Linked DNA regions of Homo sapiens: region 2 is linked to region 1. A link is an interaction called in ENCODE POLR2A ChIA-PET data of the cell type or tissue named here. Cell type or tissue: CD4-positive, alpha-beta T cell. All regions are shown on one strand. Links, peaks and the distances in the headings refer to the core of each region. The heading gives the core; the rest is flanking DNA. Region 1 overlaps TESPA1 (thymocyte expressed, positive selection associated 1). Region 2 has its middle 78 kb from the start of MUCL1.

Region 1 (8,880 bases), core at 2,545-7,544:
TCTCCCTACTTTCTCTTGATGAAGCCATCTATAAATCAGCTCAGATAAACTGCTGTTTCTTATTCTTGATGTCTTTATTGCCCATTCAAATGAAGATATTTGATGTCTCCCTACATTGAGAACAAGCGATTAATTTTTTTTCCAAATCCACAACTTTAATATTTCCTGTAGCAATTATACAAGCCTTTCTTAAAATTCATATCCTAAAAGTGGAAGTAAGGAAGAAAGGGAAGGAGAGGAAAAAGGTCTTAGATGGTCTTCTTTCAGTATTTATTCAGCTACGCTTATTTGTGGGAGAAAGAGTATGAAAAGGGAGGGGAATAGGAGTTCTATTGACTAATGGGCATTTTTTCTTTCTGTTATTTACCAAGTAACATCTCTCCTTTTCCCCGAACAGATTGAACTGCTCCTTAGACAATAGAAGTCTCAGAATGCTCAAATATTATACTCAGGGAAATTCTTGTTCTGATGATCTTCCAACCTGAGTGACATGGAAGAGGGTTAGGAGCTAGAAGACAGTTCTATGAAGGAATGTGAGAATTTGTTGCAGATTGGGGTATGTCAAATGGGGGACAATCCACCTGGGTTGAGGTGGAGTTTGTCCAGTTCATGAACAGAGAAATGTTAGCTACTCTGGGATTTCCCGCAGCTCTGCGATGGTAATGATGTATATCTTGGCTGTGGATGCAGAAGGTCTTATGGGCCACATCATGGAAACCCCATTTCCTTCTTCTCTCCTCCCACACTGGTTCTCACTCTCAGTCTCAACTCACAGGCACTGCTTGGGGCATAGGTACAAAACAGACAGAAGAGAAGAGAGGTCTGTCTCATACATGTCCCCTAGAGCACTAAAGGCAAACCTGGGACTGGGCCTTGGAAACCAAGTGTGGCAGGAGGAAGGCTGTATGATATAAAGGAAGAAAGCATGCATCTGGAACTCAGAACTTGTGAGTTTGGTTCCCATTTAAAACCACTAATATTCTTTGTGACTCCAGGCAAGCCTGCTTCTCCCTCCCTCTCTCTCTCTCTTTCTCCCTCCTTTCTCTCTCTCTTCAGTTTCCTCAACTACAAAATGAGTGAACAGGATTAGGTAATCTCTCTGGTCCCTTTGGGAATTAGGTAAGAAAGAAAGACTTTTTTTTTTTAATATATTATACTTTAAGTTCTAGGGTACACGTGCACAATGTGCAGGTTTGTTACATATGTATACATGTGCCATGTTGGTGTGCTGCACCCGTTAACTCGTCAGTTACATTAGGTACATCTCCTAATGCTATCTCTCCCCCCTCCCCCCACCCTAGGACAGGCCCCAGGAAAGAAAGACTTTTCATTGCTTACTTTTTATCTCTGCTTAACACAGATTTAAAAAATCTTTTTCACCATCTTGATTTTATACTGTCAACTGTACCCTGCAATTCTCACCTTCTTCCTTCCTTCTTTCCTTCCTTATTCCTCAAGATGTTTCAACTTTAGTGAACATCTTAGACTGAGGGGAGATTCATAATCATAATCATATCTATCACTTATTAAGCACCACCTTTATACATCAGGGACTTAATATGTGTTACCTGATTACAACTGCCAATCACCCAACTAGTTTGGCACAGTATCTATTTTATGAAGAAAATTAGGTATAGACTAGGTGTGGTGGCTCACACCTATAATCCCAGCACTTTGGGAGGCCAAGGTGGGAGGATTGCTTGAGGCCAGGTGTTCAAGACCAGCCTGAGTAACACAGCAAGACAAAAGAAAAAGAAAAAGAAGAAACTTAGGTATAGAAGAAAAGATAGTGTTACCAAGGACAAATATGCAGAAAGCAGACAGAACTATGATTCCAAATTAGGCTTACTCTGATTCCAAGGCCCAAACTCTTTCTACAGTTTTCCTTTTCTTTAATTTCTAAATAACACTCTGAACTTTAAAGAAAAAGAAGCATTGGTCATCCTTACTGAGCCCCTTGAAAATTGCCCCATGGTGAAGTATCTGTAAGCAGAGCTGATATTTGTCAGGTGCAAACTGGTAGGCTAATAGTTGCTAAAATATTAAAATATGTCTACTAATGATAATTATCCACTTTCCCAAGCCCTCTGAGTGCCCATGACCAGCCCAGCTATCCCAGCTCTTTCCTCAAGACTCCCCAGACAGGCCCCAGAAATTCAAGGCCACATCAGCCATGTACCGGGCGGGGCCCCACCACAGGGCGGTGATGGTATCAGCTCTCATTGCTCTGTGGTGCCCCAAACCGTTATGAAATATTCTGAATGCCACAACAACCTGAAAGTAATGCGGAATTCCAGGCAGATTCTCTCCTCCCAACTAGAAGTTAGGTGGGCCCTTGCCAAAAAAACCACTCTGTAAGCCTGAGGAAGGCTAAACTGCTTCATAATCACCTAGCTGGAGTCAGAAAGGAAATTATTCTAATAACACAAACAAAGCAACACTTCCTGCACTAAGACTGTCACAGAACCAAATATAAATTACATTGTGTTTATGGTGCTTCTTCTCTACTAGACTATAAGATGGAGAGCTTACATAGATGCAAAATGGAGAATTTACTAAAATAACTTCTCCTTTTTTTTTAATCCCAAATTACATTGGATGGTGACATTGGGCCATTTTCTTATTCTAATGTCAGTGGAAAAACTATATAACATGGAGTCAGACCAACTTGAGTTTAAATCTCAGCACTACAGGGATGTGGCCTTGGACAAATAACGTATCTCTGTGAGGGTCAGGTAACCATAATCAGCTCTAAAGTGGTTGTCAGGATTAAGTTAAGCAGTTTACAGGAAAGTTTTATGGATAAATATGCAGTACTCTATACATTTCAGTTATTATGACTACCTACCTTTGACTTGCCCGTGTCAATGTGTAGTGAATCCCCACCTGCTTCCCTGGGAAAACAGAGACTAGAAATAGGCGATATTCTTCGAGTCATAATTATGACATACCTCTACAGGTTTTCTGCCGCTGCTACAGTTACTGCCTCTGATAATAATTTTTGTTGGAAGATACTCATTTCACAGCTCTTAACTCCCTCATCTTAAACCAGTGGAGGATATTTCTCCTGTCTAACCTCAATCCTATCTACTACAATTTCTGCTTTTAACTATAGCATCCTCAGAACAAGAATTATATCTTACTCCACTTGGCTGAACCCAGATTCCAGAACTCTTGAAAGATTGTGGAGAAGGATTTATGGAATGAACGTCTAGAGAAATGTAGAAAAGAGGAAAGAACAAAAGGCTGGAAATGGTAGCAGAGGGGGGACATGAGGGTTTGGGCGGATTCAGGCAAGAAGCAATAGTACCACTGTGGGAATTTCTTAGTTTCATGGGAAAATTGGAGAACAGATATCTACAGGCTTTATATTTCTATCCTCATAGAGAAGACTAAATATGATCACATACTATAAGCAGCATCAAGAGAGATGATAGATGAACTCCAGAAGGAAATTTTGATGAAGAAGTGAATAAAAACTTGAAATGAAAGACTCTGGAAAATATTTTTTTTAAATAGGAGAATTTGGTAGTTCAAGCTTCATAAATTAAGTCAGACTTGGGTGACCTTATGTTATGTCAACAAAGGACTGGAAAGACTATGCTCCAAGCCTTTTTCCTCTTCACTAACTGTGCAAAAATGTACATTAGGATCCAAGGCCATGAGGACAGTCAGGAGCACCCGTCCTATGACGAATACTAATTGGGGATAATTTCCCAGTGCCAGGGTGATTCTTGCTCCTCTGCAGGTACAGCACTTATGGAGTCCCTTCTTTTGCAAAGTACTGTGCTATGTTCTATGATGGGTTTAGGGGAGAAGTTACAAGTAGTGGTGAATGATGACAAGAGAGGTAGCCACTTACTGTCTTGTTGCATATGGCGCAGGCATGGGTGTTTGTTGCTACAGGTAGGACAGAGAAAGGAGATGACTTAAGTAGGCCCTTAAAGGGTAGAAAGAATTCGTTTGATTAGAGAGGAAGGGGGATGAAACTATAAGCTAAAGCAAAAAAGCAGAAAAGTTCAAGCAATGTTGAGAGTCAATGAGTAGCACCTGACTGACTCCCTGTATAAGTTCCTGTATGGCCTTCCTGTTCAGGCTCACCACTTTCCTGGATCCAATGTGAAGGTCGCATGTGCAGGAGCTCCATATGTTGGTGTTAATTTGAAAGGGAATTTGGTATATGGGAAGTAACTCTAGAGACCACTGAAGCATTTCGCATTTTTTAATGGGAAAAACTGTATAAATGCACTTTCTTTTATGGGTACTATTCCTATGCATATTTCAAACTCACCTAAATAAATTAATAAACATTGGTACTGGAAGTAAATTTACACAACATTGAGTCCAGCCAATCCCTTTCCTAGAGGATTAAACTGAAACCGTAATAAAAAAGCCTAACTGACATGCCATAAGTCAATTAATTGGACAAGTCAGAAAAATGTCCAAGTCTTCTGATTTCTAGTCAGTTTTCTTTTCACTGCACCAAACTCCATTGTATTATCAGTGTACGTTTTCGAATGACTTATTTGGAGGAAACATCTCCATATCTTTGTCTCTATTACAAGGGGCCCCAAGACCTACAAAGCTGCTATCTTGACATCTGTGTGCACTCGCTTTTTAATTCTGTCTAACACTCTCATGGCTGATGTGCTTGTCTGATAATCATTTGCCGCTTCCTGCAGATTTCCACAGAAAAAAAAACAAAAAAAAAACGGTTTCTTGTCTCCCAGCAGTACAGCTTCCTCCTATTACCACTAACCAGACACTACCATTTCTTCTTGCCTCTTGATATTGCTGTACTTATAGTATTCCCATATAACACTCCATGGACAGGGCTCTACAATTCAAGTGTTGCTGAGATTGGGAAAAAAATTATTTATGCAATTTCCCAGTCCTCTATCCTGTGTGCTAGAGTTGTGAAGATTAGCTTAGATCTACCTTGTGTCTTTTCTTCAAGACTTGAGATCACTATTACTTTTTCAAGTAGAAAAATTATTACATTCTCACCCAAATTGCCAGGAAAATGTCTGTCATTCTCAGTGAACACTTAACCTGTCTGGTCTTTTTATTGTCATACCTGCAATTGCCATTTATTTGTAAGCCTTTCTTTGGAACTCTTAAGCATTAAGGATTCTGCCTTCATAGGCATTTTCCTTTAAGAATTAACATTAAGTAAAACTTCTGTACATAGGACATAGAGACAGGGAGTAAATAGGGATTAGTCAAGAAAATGCAATCTTTGTTCTCAATTGTAGGAACTTCTAGGATAAAAACAAGTCTTAGAATAACCATCTCTCTTTTCTCCAACTTTCAACCCACAACATTTTTACATGCTTAGTAAGCACATAGTTACCAGCTTATTGTTACTGTTTTGCAGCCGATCTCCCTGCATGTGTCTCTGATGACTCTGGAAGGCACTGGGCTCCTATGAGGAAAGGGCACCTTCTAAACATTCACTCGTTTAGACAATGAGTATTCATTAAGTGGTTACAATGTGTGAGATTCTGTTTTAGGCATTAGAAACACAGCAGTAAATGACCCAAAATTTCTGTCCTCGTGGAGCTTGTATTCTAATCAGAAGAGTAAACAATAAATTGGGTAAATAAATAAAATGTAAGGTATGTTAGTGATAAGACCTAAGAAGAAAAAAATCAAGCAGAGAAAGAGCCCAGTGAAAGCGATTAAGGTAGGCTGTGGAAGCCAGGCATGGCTCCATGGAGGACGCTGGTTAAGAGCTGGACACTGCAGGGTGAGTGTGGCAAAGACTGAGGAAGATGAAGAGAAGGAGGGAAAGAATTTGAGAAAACCGAGGTTAAAAAAAGAGGTAAGTATTTTCAGGGGATGCAGAGGAAATTAGCCTATATTATTGCGATATATTTTTGAAGATGTGGGAGGAATGTAAAATAGATTCATATCACAGAGGACGTTGAAACCCCCCACCTCCATTTCAGTTAGTGAGATTCTGGAATTGTGCTAGGCAGTATAGGGGCTTGACATAAAATAGCACATCCAGAAGTTTGTAGTATTAGATGCATCAATGTTAGGGCTATAATGTTTTCACTGACAAACTGAGATCCAATAAAAGGATGAAATTTTCCAAGGTTATACCATTTGAAGTGGCAGAATAAAGTATGAAATCCAGATATTCCTCCCTCCCTCCCTCCCTCCTTCTTTTCCTCCTTCTCTGCCTACCCTCCTGCCCTTCTGCATTCCTGCCCTCCTGGCTTCCTGGTTTCCTGCCTTCCTTTTGAGTTCTACGACCAAAAATGTTCTGTGAGCTGAAGATTCCCAGTGATCTAGGGGAGGTCCATTTCCTTCGGGAATTAAAAACAATAGACAAGTCGGCCTTTGTGATTTTCTTCTCTGGGTTTTGGAACCAATCTCTTAAATATTTTGGATCACAGGACTAGGTAAACAAACTGATAAGACTTTTTAGATTCTTGTCCTAAGGTCATTCTAGTGGCAGTTGCATTAAATGCTCTGAAAGCTCTAAATACCAGGGTAAGTCTTCCAAGTCAGTAAGTTTGAAAGCTTCAAACATCACGATTTAATGGACATTATCTCCTCACGACAGCTCTGACCAAAGAATAGCAAGTCATCTCTGCTACTCCTCTTCGAGGCTTCTTTATGACATTAACTTCATTCAGTGATTTAATTTTCTCTAAAAGGCACAGGCAGTAGACAAAGAGCCACGTGCCCGGGGTTAAAGAGCAAAGTCTCATAGTGCTAACTACCGTCTCACTTGGAAGAAAAATATGTCTTGGACTGGACCTGAAGTGAAGGAAGTTAGATCAGACAACAGTAATTATGTATTATTTTTTCCTAGGTATGTTTTGCCTGTAACAAGCAGAGGCACTAAAAACAATTTTACTGCCCTAGGAATGCATTTTATGTTCAGGATGTTCTTTTCAAAAAAGCTATTTTAATGCCTATTTTGTTGGATGCCTCACTAATGGTTTTAAGTGTTGGAAGAACAGAAGTCTCTGTAAACTGGTAGTCTTCTTATTTTATTTTATTTTATTTTATTTTATTTTATTCCAATAGTTAAAAGTGTAGCTCTTAAGATGATGTTGTTTATGGCAGCTCGAGGAAATAGGGGGATAAGACCTGGAGAGTTTCAGCCCCACTCCTATTTGCTCAGTGTGGTGGGATGCAAGTGTGGCCAGCTGGGGAGAGGCAGCAGGACAGAGTATGAGCCAATGAATATTACATTAGCTTCAAGCTTTTTTAAGCTCTATTTGGACAATTGAATGATTCTTCCCCTCTGTTCCTCTTTGAATGTGTATCTAGTGCCATCATTGTGTCTCTTGGAAAAATACATCAATATTTGGTAATGTTACATGAAATATGAATCGACAGGATTAGTAATTGCATTGATGAGCTGAGGAATAAATTCATAGTTAGGTAGAAGCACAAGTTGACAAATTAGAAAGTCATTATCCTGAAGGTGCTGGCTGCTAATTGCTTAAGGCAGTGTCTCTCTGCTTTTAATCACAGGGTATTTTTTTTTTTCTGAGAGAAATCATATGTGGACTCCTAATATATAAAACAGGAACATAAAAAATCAAGACAAAAACTAAACAAACAAAACCCAGAATTCCTATAGTTGGAGTGACATCCTGGTTGTGGGACCTTAGAAAATCTGTTTTACCTTTGAGACCCTAAATTTTTTCATATGTCTTGATGAGGATTAAAAAATGAAGTGAATTTTATAAGTTGTAAACTTAAAGATGTTTTAGTCATAATGGAAGATTCTGGTAGACAACATTCTTAAGGATTAAAGAAAAAATGTTTTCTAATACAGCATTTCGATTACCCTGAGAAATAGAGATTCTTTAAGTCAGAAGAGTTTTCTTAATGTCCATTAAATCATGATGTTTGAAGCTTTCAAACTTTCTGGCTTGAAAGACTTATCCCGGTATTTAGAGTTTTCAGAGCATTCCTTTTTTGCAGGAGAGACAGAAAATGAGCTAGGCATGTCCTCCCTGCTTTTGAATGGTCAGAGAGACCAAGCTCCTTTGGGCAGACACAGGAAAATTCAGGGGGCAACCCTGAGCATCATGATGGTTTCTGAGCATATGATGAGGGAGTATCACTGTTTTTCAACTCTTAGGACGGCATTACTGTTACGGGAGGCCCTGAAGTCTGAGCCAGGGCCATGGAGGCCTCTGTGCTGAGCCCCACATCCTGGGAGAAACGGCGGGCCTGGCTCCGTCAGAGCCGTAACTGGCAGACCCAGGTCCTAGAAGAGGAGGCTGCCGCCGCCCTGCAGGATGTCCCAGATCCTGAGCCTTCCAGCCTGGATGACGTTTTCCAAGAAGGTAAGAGACGAACATCAGACAGGCGTCTATGTTGTCTGGCGGCAAAAGGTGACAGCAGGCCCAGGTCTGCAGAGTGTGAACAGGTTCCTTGTTTAGCCAGGCCCTCAGGGAGGACTGTTTTGACTGGTTTAAATATGTTTAGGAGAAAAGCTAAAGTAATACGAAATATGAATTATGTGAGAAAGAGACAGGCATAAGATTAGGAAAAAGGGAAGGGCACATTTTTGCATCATCCTGAGAAGCTTCTGTAAGAACCTGAGGCTGGGGGCTCTCTATGAATGCTTTGGGGTGTTTCTATTTTGTCTGTGTAACAAGACCACACCCAAGCTGGATGCCTGGACTCTGGCCACAATGCTGTCACTAACAAGCTGTGTGGCCTTTGGGAAGTCACTCACCTCTCTAAGACTTATTTGTCCAATTGAAGTAGTAGTACCTTTCCTACACTTCTCAGAGCTTCTTTGAGGTTCAGATGAGACCACAGTCATAAGAGTAAAACAAAAATTCTGATGGAAATAAATGCTTATTTGGTAGGAAGCAAAAAGCACAAAAACAAGATTGT
Region 2 (8,880 bases), core at 1,999-6,998, 200 kb after region 1:
GCTTTGTTCTTTTGGCTTAGGATTGACTTGGCAATGTGGGCTCTTTTTTGCTTCCATATGAACTTTAAAGTAGTTTTTTCCAATTCTGTGAAGAAAGTCATTGGTAGCTTGATGGGGATGGCATTAAATCTATAAATTACCTCGGGCAGAATGGCCATTTTCACAATATTGATTCTTCCTATCCATGAGTATGGAATGTTCTTCCATTTGTTTGTGCCCTCTTTTATTTCATTGAGCAGTGGTTTGTAGTTCTCCTTGAAGAGGTCCTTCGCATCTCTTGTAAGTTGGATTCCCAAGTATTTTATTCTCTTTGAAGCAATTGTGAATGGAATTTCACTCATGATTTGGCTCTCTGTTTGTCTGTTATTGGTGTATAAGAATGCTTGTGATTTTTGCGCATTGATTTTGTATCCTGAGACTTTGCTGAAGTTGCCTATCAGCTTAAGGAGATTTTGGGCTGAGACAATGGTTTTTCTAGATATACAATCATGTCATCCGCAAACAGGGAGAATTTGACTTCCTCTTTTCCTAATTGAATACCCTTTATTTCTTTCTCCTGCGTGATTGCCCTGACCAGAACTTCCAACACTATGTTGAATAGGAGTGGTGAGAGAGGGCATCCCTGTCTTGTGCCAGTTTTCAAAGGGAATGCTTCCAGTTTTTGCCCATTCAGTATGATATTGGCTGTGGGTTTGTCATAGATAGCTCTTATTATTTTGAGATATGTCCCATCAATACCTAATTTTTTGAGAGTTTTTAGCATGAAGCATTGTTGAATTTTGTCAAAGGCTCTTTCTGCATCTATTGAGATAATCATGTGGTTTTTGTCTTTGGTTCTGTTTATATGCTGGATTACGTTTATTGATTTGTGTATGTTGAACCAGCCTTGCATCCCAGGGATGAAGCTCACTTGATCATGGTGGATAAGCTTTTTGATGTGCTGCTGGATTCGGTTTGCCAGTATTTTATTGAGGATTTTTGCGTCGATGTTCATCAGGGATATTGGTCTAAAATTCTCTTTTTTTGTTGTGTCTCTGCCAGACTTTGGTATCAGGATGATGCTGGCCTCATAAAATGAGTTAGGGAGGATTCCCTCTTTTTCTATTGATTAGAATCATTTCAGAAGGAATAGTACCAGCTCCACCTTGTACCTCTGGTAGAATTTGGCTGTGAACCCATCTGGTCCTGGACCTTTTTTTGGTTGGTAGGCTATTAATTATTGGCTCAATTTCAGAGCCTGTTATTGATCTATTCAGGGATTCTTCCTGGTTTAGTCTTGGAAGGGTGTATGTGTCCAGGAATTTATCCATTTCTTCTAGAATTTCTAGTTTATTTGTGTCAAGGTGTTTCTAGTATTCTCTGATGGTAGTTTGTATTTCTGTGGGATCGGTGGTGATATCCCCTTTATCATTTTTTATTGTGTCTATTTGATTCTTCTCTCTTTTCTTCTTTATTAGTCTTGCTAGCAGTCTATCAATTTTGTTGATCCTTTCAAAAAACCAGCTCCTGGATTCATTGATTTTTTGAAGGGTTTTTTGTGTCTCTATTTCCTTCAGTTCTGCTCTGATTTTAGTTATTTCTTGCCTTCTGCTAGCTTTTGAATGTGTTTGCTCTTGCTTTTCTAGTTCTTTTAATTGTGATGTTAGGGTGTCAGTTTTGGATCTTTCCTGCTTTCTCTTGTAGGCATTTAGTGCTATAAATTTCCCTCTACACACTGCTTTGAATGCGTCCCAGAGATTCTGGTATGTGGTGTCTTTGTTCTCGTTGGTTTCAAAGAACATCTTTATTTCTGCCTTCATTTCGTTATGTACCCAGTAGTCATTCAGGAGCAGGTTGTTCAGTTTTCACGTAGTTGAGCGGTTTTGAGTGAGTTTCTTAATCCTAAGTTCTAGTTTGATTGCACTGTGGTCTGAGAGACAGTTTGTGATAATTTCTGTTCTTTTACTTTTGCTGAGGAGTGCTTTACTTCCAACTATGTGGTCAGTTTTGGAATAAGTGTGGTGTGGTGCTGAGAAGAATGTATATTGTGTTGATTTGGGTTGGAGAGTTCTGTAGATGTCCAGTAGGTCTGCTTGGTGCAGAGGTGAGTTCAATTCCTGGACATCCTTGTTAACTTTCTGTCTCGTTGATCTGTCTAATGTTGACAGTGGGGTGTTAAAGTCTCCCATTATTATTGTGTGGGAGTCTAAGTCTCTTTGTAAGTCTTTAAGGACTTGCTTTGTGAATCTGGGTGCTCCTGTATTGGGTGCATATATATTTAGGATAGTTAGCTCTTCTTGTTGCATTGATCCCTTTACCATTATGTAATGGCCTTCTTTGTCTCTTTTGATCTTTGCTGGTTTAAAGTCTATTTTTTCAGAGACTAGGATTGCAACCCCTGCCTTTTTTTGTTTTCCATTTGCTTGGTAGATCTTCCTCCATCCCTTTATTTTGAGCCTCTGTGTGTCTCTGCACATGAGATGGGTCTCCTGAATACAGCACACTGATGGGTCTTGACTCTTTATCCAATTTGCCAGTCTGTGTCTTTTAATTGGAGCATTTAGCCCATTTGCATTTAAGGTTAATATTATGTGTGAATTTGATCCTGTCATTATGATGTTAGCTGGTTATTTTGCTCATTAGTTAATGCAATTTCTTCCTAGTTTCGATGGCCTTTACAATTTGGTAAGTTTTTGCAGTGGCTGGTAACGGTTGTTCCTTTCCATGCTTAGTGCTTCCTTCAGGAGCTCTTGTAAGGCAAGCCTGGTGATGACAAAATCCCTCAGCATTTGCTTGTCTGTAAAGGATTTTATTTCTCCTTCACTTATGAAGCTTAGTTTGGCTGGATATGAAATTCTGGGTTGAAAATTCTTTTCTTTAAGAATGTTGAATTTTGGCCCCCACTCTCTTCTGGCTTGCAGAGTTTCTGCCGAGAGATCCGCTGTTAGTCTGATGGGCTTCCCCTTGTGGGTAACCCAACCTTTCTCTCTGGCTGCTGTTAACATTTTTTCCTTGATTTCAACTTCAGTGAATCTGACAATTATGTGTCTTGGAGTTGCTCTTCTCGAGGAGTATCTTTGTGGTGTTCTCTGTATTTCCTGAATTTGAATGTTGGCCTGCCTTGCTAGGTAGGGGAAGTTCTCCTGCGTAATATCCTGCAGAGTGTTTTCCAACTTGATTTCATTCTCCCTGTCACTTGCAGGTACACCAATCAGGCATAGATTTGGTCTTTTCCCATAGTCCCATATTTCTTGGAGGCTTTGTTCATTTCTTTTTACTCTTCTTTCTCTAAACTTCTCTTCTCACTTCATTTCATTCATTTGATCTCCAATCACTGATACCCTTTCTTCTAGTTGGTTGAATTGGCTACTGAAGCTTGTGCATTCATCACGTAGTTCTTATGCCATGGCTTTCAGCTTCTTTTAAGGACTTCTCTACACTGGTTATTCTAGTTAGCCATTCGTCTAATCTTTTTTCAAGGTTTTTGTCTTCTTTGCAATGGTTTCGATCTTCCTCCTTTAGCTCGGAGAAGCTTGATCATCTGAAGCCTTCTTCTCTCAATTCATCAAAGCCATTCTCCATCCAGCTTTGTTCTGTTGCTGGTGAGGAGCTGCACTCCTTTTGAAGGGGAGGGGCGCTCTGATTTTTAGAATTTTCAGCTTTTCTGCTCTGCTTTTTCCCCATCTTTGTGGTTTTATCTACCTTTGGTCTTTGATGATGGTGATGTACAGATGTGGTTTTGGTGTGGATGTCCTGTTTGTTAGTTTTCCTTCTAACAGTCAGGACCCTTAGCTGCAGGTCTGTTGGAGTTTGCTGGAGGTCCACTCCAGACCCTGTTTGCCTGTTTATCAGCAGTGGAGGCTGCAGAACAGTGAATATTGCTGAACAGCAAATGTTGCTGCCTGATCGTTCCTCTGGAATCTTCATCTCAGAGGGGTACCCGGCCGTGTGAGGTGTCAGCCTGCCCCTACTGGGGGGTGCCTCCCAGTTAGGCTACTTGGGGGTCAAGGACCCACTTGTGGAGGCAGTCTGTCCATTCTCAGTTCTCAGATTCCATGCTGGGAGAACCACTACTCTCTTCAAAGCTTTCAGACAGGGACATTTAAGCCTGCAGAGGTTTCTGCTGCCTTTTGTTGGGCTATGCCCTGCCCCCAGAGGTGGAGTCTACAGAGGCAGGCAGGCCTCCTTGAGCTGTGGTGGGCTCCACCCAGTTAGAGCTACCCAGCCACTTTGTTTTCCTACTCAAGCCTCAGCAATAAAGAGCACCCCTCCCCCAGCCTTGCTGCAGACTTGCAGTTCGATCTCAGACTGCTCTGTGAACAATGAGTGAGGTTCTGTGGGCATGGGACCCTCTGATCCAGGTGCAGGATATAATCTCCTGGTATGCCCTTTGCTAAGACCACTGGAAAAGTGCAGTATTAGGGTGGGAGTGACCCAATTTTCCAGGTGCGGTCTGTCACAGCTTCCCTTGGCTAGGAAAGGGAATTCCCTGACCCCTTGTGCTTCCTGGGTGAGGCAATGCCTCAGCCTGCTTCAGCTCATGGTCGGTGGGCTGCACCCACTGTTCTGCACCCATTGTCCAACAAGCTCCAGTGAGATGAACCCAGTACCTCAGCTGGAAATGCAGAAATCACCCATCTTCTGCATCACTCACACTGGGAGCTGTAGACTGGAGCTGTTCCTATTTAGCCATCTTGGAACTGCCCCAGGCTCTTTTTCATAAAGGCATCAGTAGAATTTTCATGTCCCTGATAGATACCAGACAGCTGGTTTAATTGATAGACATAACAGTCTCCTCAAACAATCCTTTTTCAAATTTCTTCCCATAAAATGGACCGTGGAATGTGTCTCTATATTGCCCCAGGCCTTAATCTCCCTTAAATCAAGGACGTTTCAGTGACTCACGTCTCACACCAATTTTTTAAAAACTTTCCCATTGCCCTTTCCTACATTTAAAGGGGGGATATATCTCCCCTTCACATATATAAATATTCATTACACGTGAGACTCCTAAATATATCTTCCTCATACTTATAAATGTTTAATCTTGCCTCTATCCCATAAATGCTGGAGGCCAATTCAAAGGTGTGTAGTCTTCCCAGGACCTATTTGAGTCTAAATTCTCACCACCTCTACCACAAAAAAAAAAAAAGAAAGAAAAAGAAAAAACACTGTCAAGTGCAGCTGTACACCATTTTGTTAACTGTGGGTATCACTACTATTGGTCTGGGTGCTTTCATTGGTCTGCAATCCAGACCTTCCAAGTAATTGCTCAATCAATTATGGGAAATGCTGAGGCCCACATGCCATCAAGTTTAGTTAATACAAGCCCTCCAACCCAAACCTTGTAAGCTTGCTCATCACCAACCAAACCAACAATTGAGGCAAAGAGCCCACAGTCATTTAACAAATTAGAGGTCTGCCCATAGGATAATGCTGGAGCTCCAATCTCAGCCATAGATATTTTAATTGGCAAACAGCCTGACATCCTATTAATAACTTATACCTAAACCGAGCCATATGATTTAAAACTCATTTGCAACAGAACCCTTCTTATCACCCATCTGGGCAAAACCTCTAATTGTTGGAAATTGTGAGATTCAGCCACTCTTAATTGGGGTTTTAACTGTCCCAATTAAGTTCTAGAATTTCAGCTTTGCTAGGTGTGCACCCACAAGGCCCTACATGTAAGAAATATTTACAAGTCAAACTTCCAGTTCCAATGTTGTCTTCAAATTATGCAAACAGCTCAGACTTGTTATTATACCATAAAAGACACAAACACAATACCCACATCAACCTGAGCAGGTCTCTACTTGGAATGTATTCCCCATTCCCACATTCCAGATGGCATCACCTCAGCCCAGGAGCTCACTTCTGTAAGTGACACCACCTCAGATGACATCATCCCAGAGCAAGACTTCATCTTTGGAAATTACTTTGCACCCTGTGCTGGAGATGTATTTACCCCAGACATTAAAACCTCTATTCCAGTAATGTCCATGGACTGCTTCTCCTAAGGTGCTAAAAAATTGTACACAGAACATTTATTGCTCTTCTTTTTTTGATATTAGGGATTCTATTTGTTTTCTGAGCTCACAGACTGTTTAGCACATGATGTTGGTAAACTCCTTGCTCTCTACCAAAACATGCACTCCTACACACCCATGCACAGAGGGAAATCTGGGTGAGGTTACTACTATCTGTTCCATTCTAAAAAGTCAGTAGATATGATTGCCTTCCCCAGGAGGCAACCACCTCATATAAGTAAGTCCCCCCGGAGAAAAAACTCCCAGTACTTCCCACTTCTAGCTTTCTACCAAGGCCTCCATATGATGTCAAAATATCACAGGGGCAATTGTATTAACCATGTTCTTTATTTTCTGTATTCTGATACTTTGATATCTGGGACTTTGCTGACTTCAGAGGGACTGCCCCTCCTAGGTTAGCCAATTCCTAGAAATAGTAAACTACTTGACTAAGAGTACACCTTTCAAATATAAACCAACCATTCCAGAACCCACACAGTCCTAACTACCACCTTCACCAGGCTCTCGTGCTCTGGACCACTATCCACTTGCTCTACTTAGCCCAGGGCCAACTACTAGATGATTAGGGATTGCCCCTAGGCTCCAGAGTGTGCTGAAATTATTCAAACTAGCCAATCCTAGGCCTGCTTACCCTGCCTTAATCATTCCTTCCTTCCACAGAAACTACAAAAAGGCTGTTGCCCAGTTTCCTCCTCTCCCTCTCTGCCTCCTGACCAACCTGTGCTTCTCCATGTGGCCCCTCATGGTGTTGCAATGGCAATTGTCTCCTGATCTGTTGGTCTGATTATATCTCAAATTTTCTGTTAATGCACTGTAGTTTAGAGCACTTTCTGAGTTCAGAAGGGTATTCACTAAATGAGGAGCTAACATACACCTTTTTTATTTTTCCTCTTCAAATCCATAAAATTTTCTGTAACAAAGTAGCCCACACTTGGATTTCTTTTATTTTGCAGTAAAAGAAGACCCATTTTCCAAACTATACTGCCAGTCCATTGGCTACTACCAAAAAAATCAAAAACCAAAAAAATCCATACCATATCACTATTGTTATCTAGTTCCTCTGATGCCATGAGGATGCTCCTCTTAATTCTATCCATTGAGCACATTTGTCTCTTCCCTCCTCAATTAAAATGAAGCCATCAAGTAGTCACAGTGCTGGTGCTTTCTAAATTGAGTTTTACCCTTCTGTCCTCAAGCTATCATCTATAAATCATGCTACTTGTTTGGCACTCTCTGATAATTGGTCAGGGAGAATGGGGTATGCATTTAGCTATGGGATTAGGTAACTTATCAGGGGATCTAATGTAGGGAGCAAAGACAGAGACACCACCTGTTCATGTATATGGATCAGTAGCCCCAGTGGTACCCAGTGTCATATGTTCTTGAATATGTTGTTTCCATTTAATGAGGGAGTGCCTCTGTGCCTCATCCCTATTGGAATGATATCCTATGACATGATGTACATTTTCACTCTCAAAATAATTTTATGTCCATCAGTTTGGACATAAATTTGATTGAAGCATGTTCAACCAGAGCCCAATAATAGGCTAGTAATTACCTTTCAAATGGAGTGTACCTTGAAGCTGCTAGTCCAAAGTTTCTAGTCTAAAAATACCAGTAATTGCCACTAGGTAGCAATAATAGGCATTTGCCAAAGGCTCCAGTTGAGTGACAATGAGTGCTAAAACTTCCAAAATCATTTCAGCACAAGAGTCATAAGATCTTAAAGATCTAGGTATTACTAGAACTCATTGAAGCCAGGTGCAGTGGCACATGCCAGTAGCTCTCGCTACTTGGGAGGCTGAGGCAAGAAGATCACTTGAGCCCAGGAATTCAAGGCTGCAGTAACCTATGATCACACCACTGCACTCCAACTTGGGGGTCAGAGAAAACTCTGTCTCTGAAATAAATAAATAAACCATTTTGAGACTATACAGTTTAGTATTTAATTGTTCATTCAACCAATAGTTTTTGAGGCAACCAAAGCAAAAACAGACAAATGGGATTACATTAAGTTAAAGAGTTTCTGCATAGAAAGGAAACAATTCAACAAAGTGAAGAGACAACACACAGAAAGTGAGAAAATATTTGCAAACTACCTGTCTGACAAGAGATTAATAATCAGAATTTATAAGGAGTTTAAACAACTCTATAGGAAAAAATCTAATAATCCAATTTGAAAATCTGCAAAAAGATATGAACAAATATTCCTTAAAAGGAGACATACAAATAGCAAACAGGTATATGAAAAACGGCTTAATATCATTGATCATCAGAGAAATGCAAATCAAAACTACAATGAGATATCATCTCACCCCAGTTAAAACGGTTTATATCCAAAAGACAGGCAATAAGAAATGCTGGCAAGGATATGGAGAAATTGGAACTTGCATACACTGTTGGTGGGAATGTAAATTAGTACAACCACTATGGTGAACAGTTTGCAGTTTCTTCAGAAAACTAAAAGTAGAGCTAACATACAATCCAGCAATCTTACTCCTAGGTACATATACACAATGGAGTACTATTCAGCCACAAAAAAGAATGAGATCCTATCATTTGCAGCAACATGGACGGAACTGGAGTCACTTCGTTAGTGAAATAAGCCAGGCACAGAAAGACAAACATTGCATGTTTTGACTTATCTGTGGGGTCTAAAAATAAAGACAATTGAACTTACGTAGGTAAAGAGTAGAAGGATGTTTATGGCTGGGAAGGGTAGTGGGGGGCTGGTGGGGAGGTGGGGATGGTTAATGGGTACAAAAAGTAGAATGAATAAGACCTACTATTTTATAGCACAACAGGATGACTATAGTCAATAACTTAATTTTACATTTAAAAATAACTAAAA

What was found. Peaks named below come from ENCODE experiments on the same cell type or tissue, not always from the same donor. Only the 100,000 strongest peaks of a DNase experiment are listed, where the experiment ranks them.
Region 2: POLR2A ChIA-PET joins it to region 1 with 6 read pairs; 2 of 35 experiments call an interaction of 5 or more read pairs at or near these places.

The regions. Positions count from the first base shown.
Region 1 is chr12:54,973,841-54,982,720 of GRCh38, reverse strand. It overlaps TESPA1 (thymocyte expressed, positive selection associated 1), which reads left to right. Exons shown (of 11, transcript NM_001136030.3): 2 at 8,114-8,321. The coding sequence starts at 8,159. Among named protein-coding and RNA genes, the nearest start is that of TESPA1, 6.5 kb to the left of the region's middle. RefSeq lists enhancers at 7,695-8,204, 8,205-8,716. In CD4-positive, alpha-beta T cell, for the core only: no CTCF peak of the experiment used is centred there; a DNase peak (open chromatin) is centred at 4,640; H3K4me3 peaks cover 3,102 bases; H3K27ac peaks cover 3,978 bases.
Region 2 is chr12:54,772,567-54,781,446 of GRCh38, reverse strand. No RefSeq gene overlaps it. Among named protein-coding and RNA genes, the nearest start is that of MUCL1, 78 kb to the left of the region's middle. In CD4-positive, alpha-beta T cell, for the core only: no CTCF peak of the experiment used is centred there; no DNase peak of the experiment used is centred there.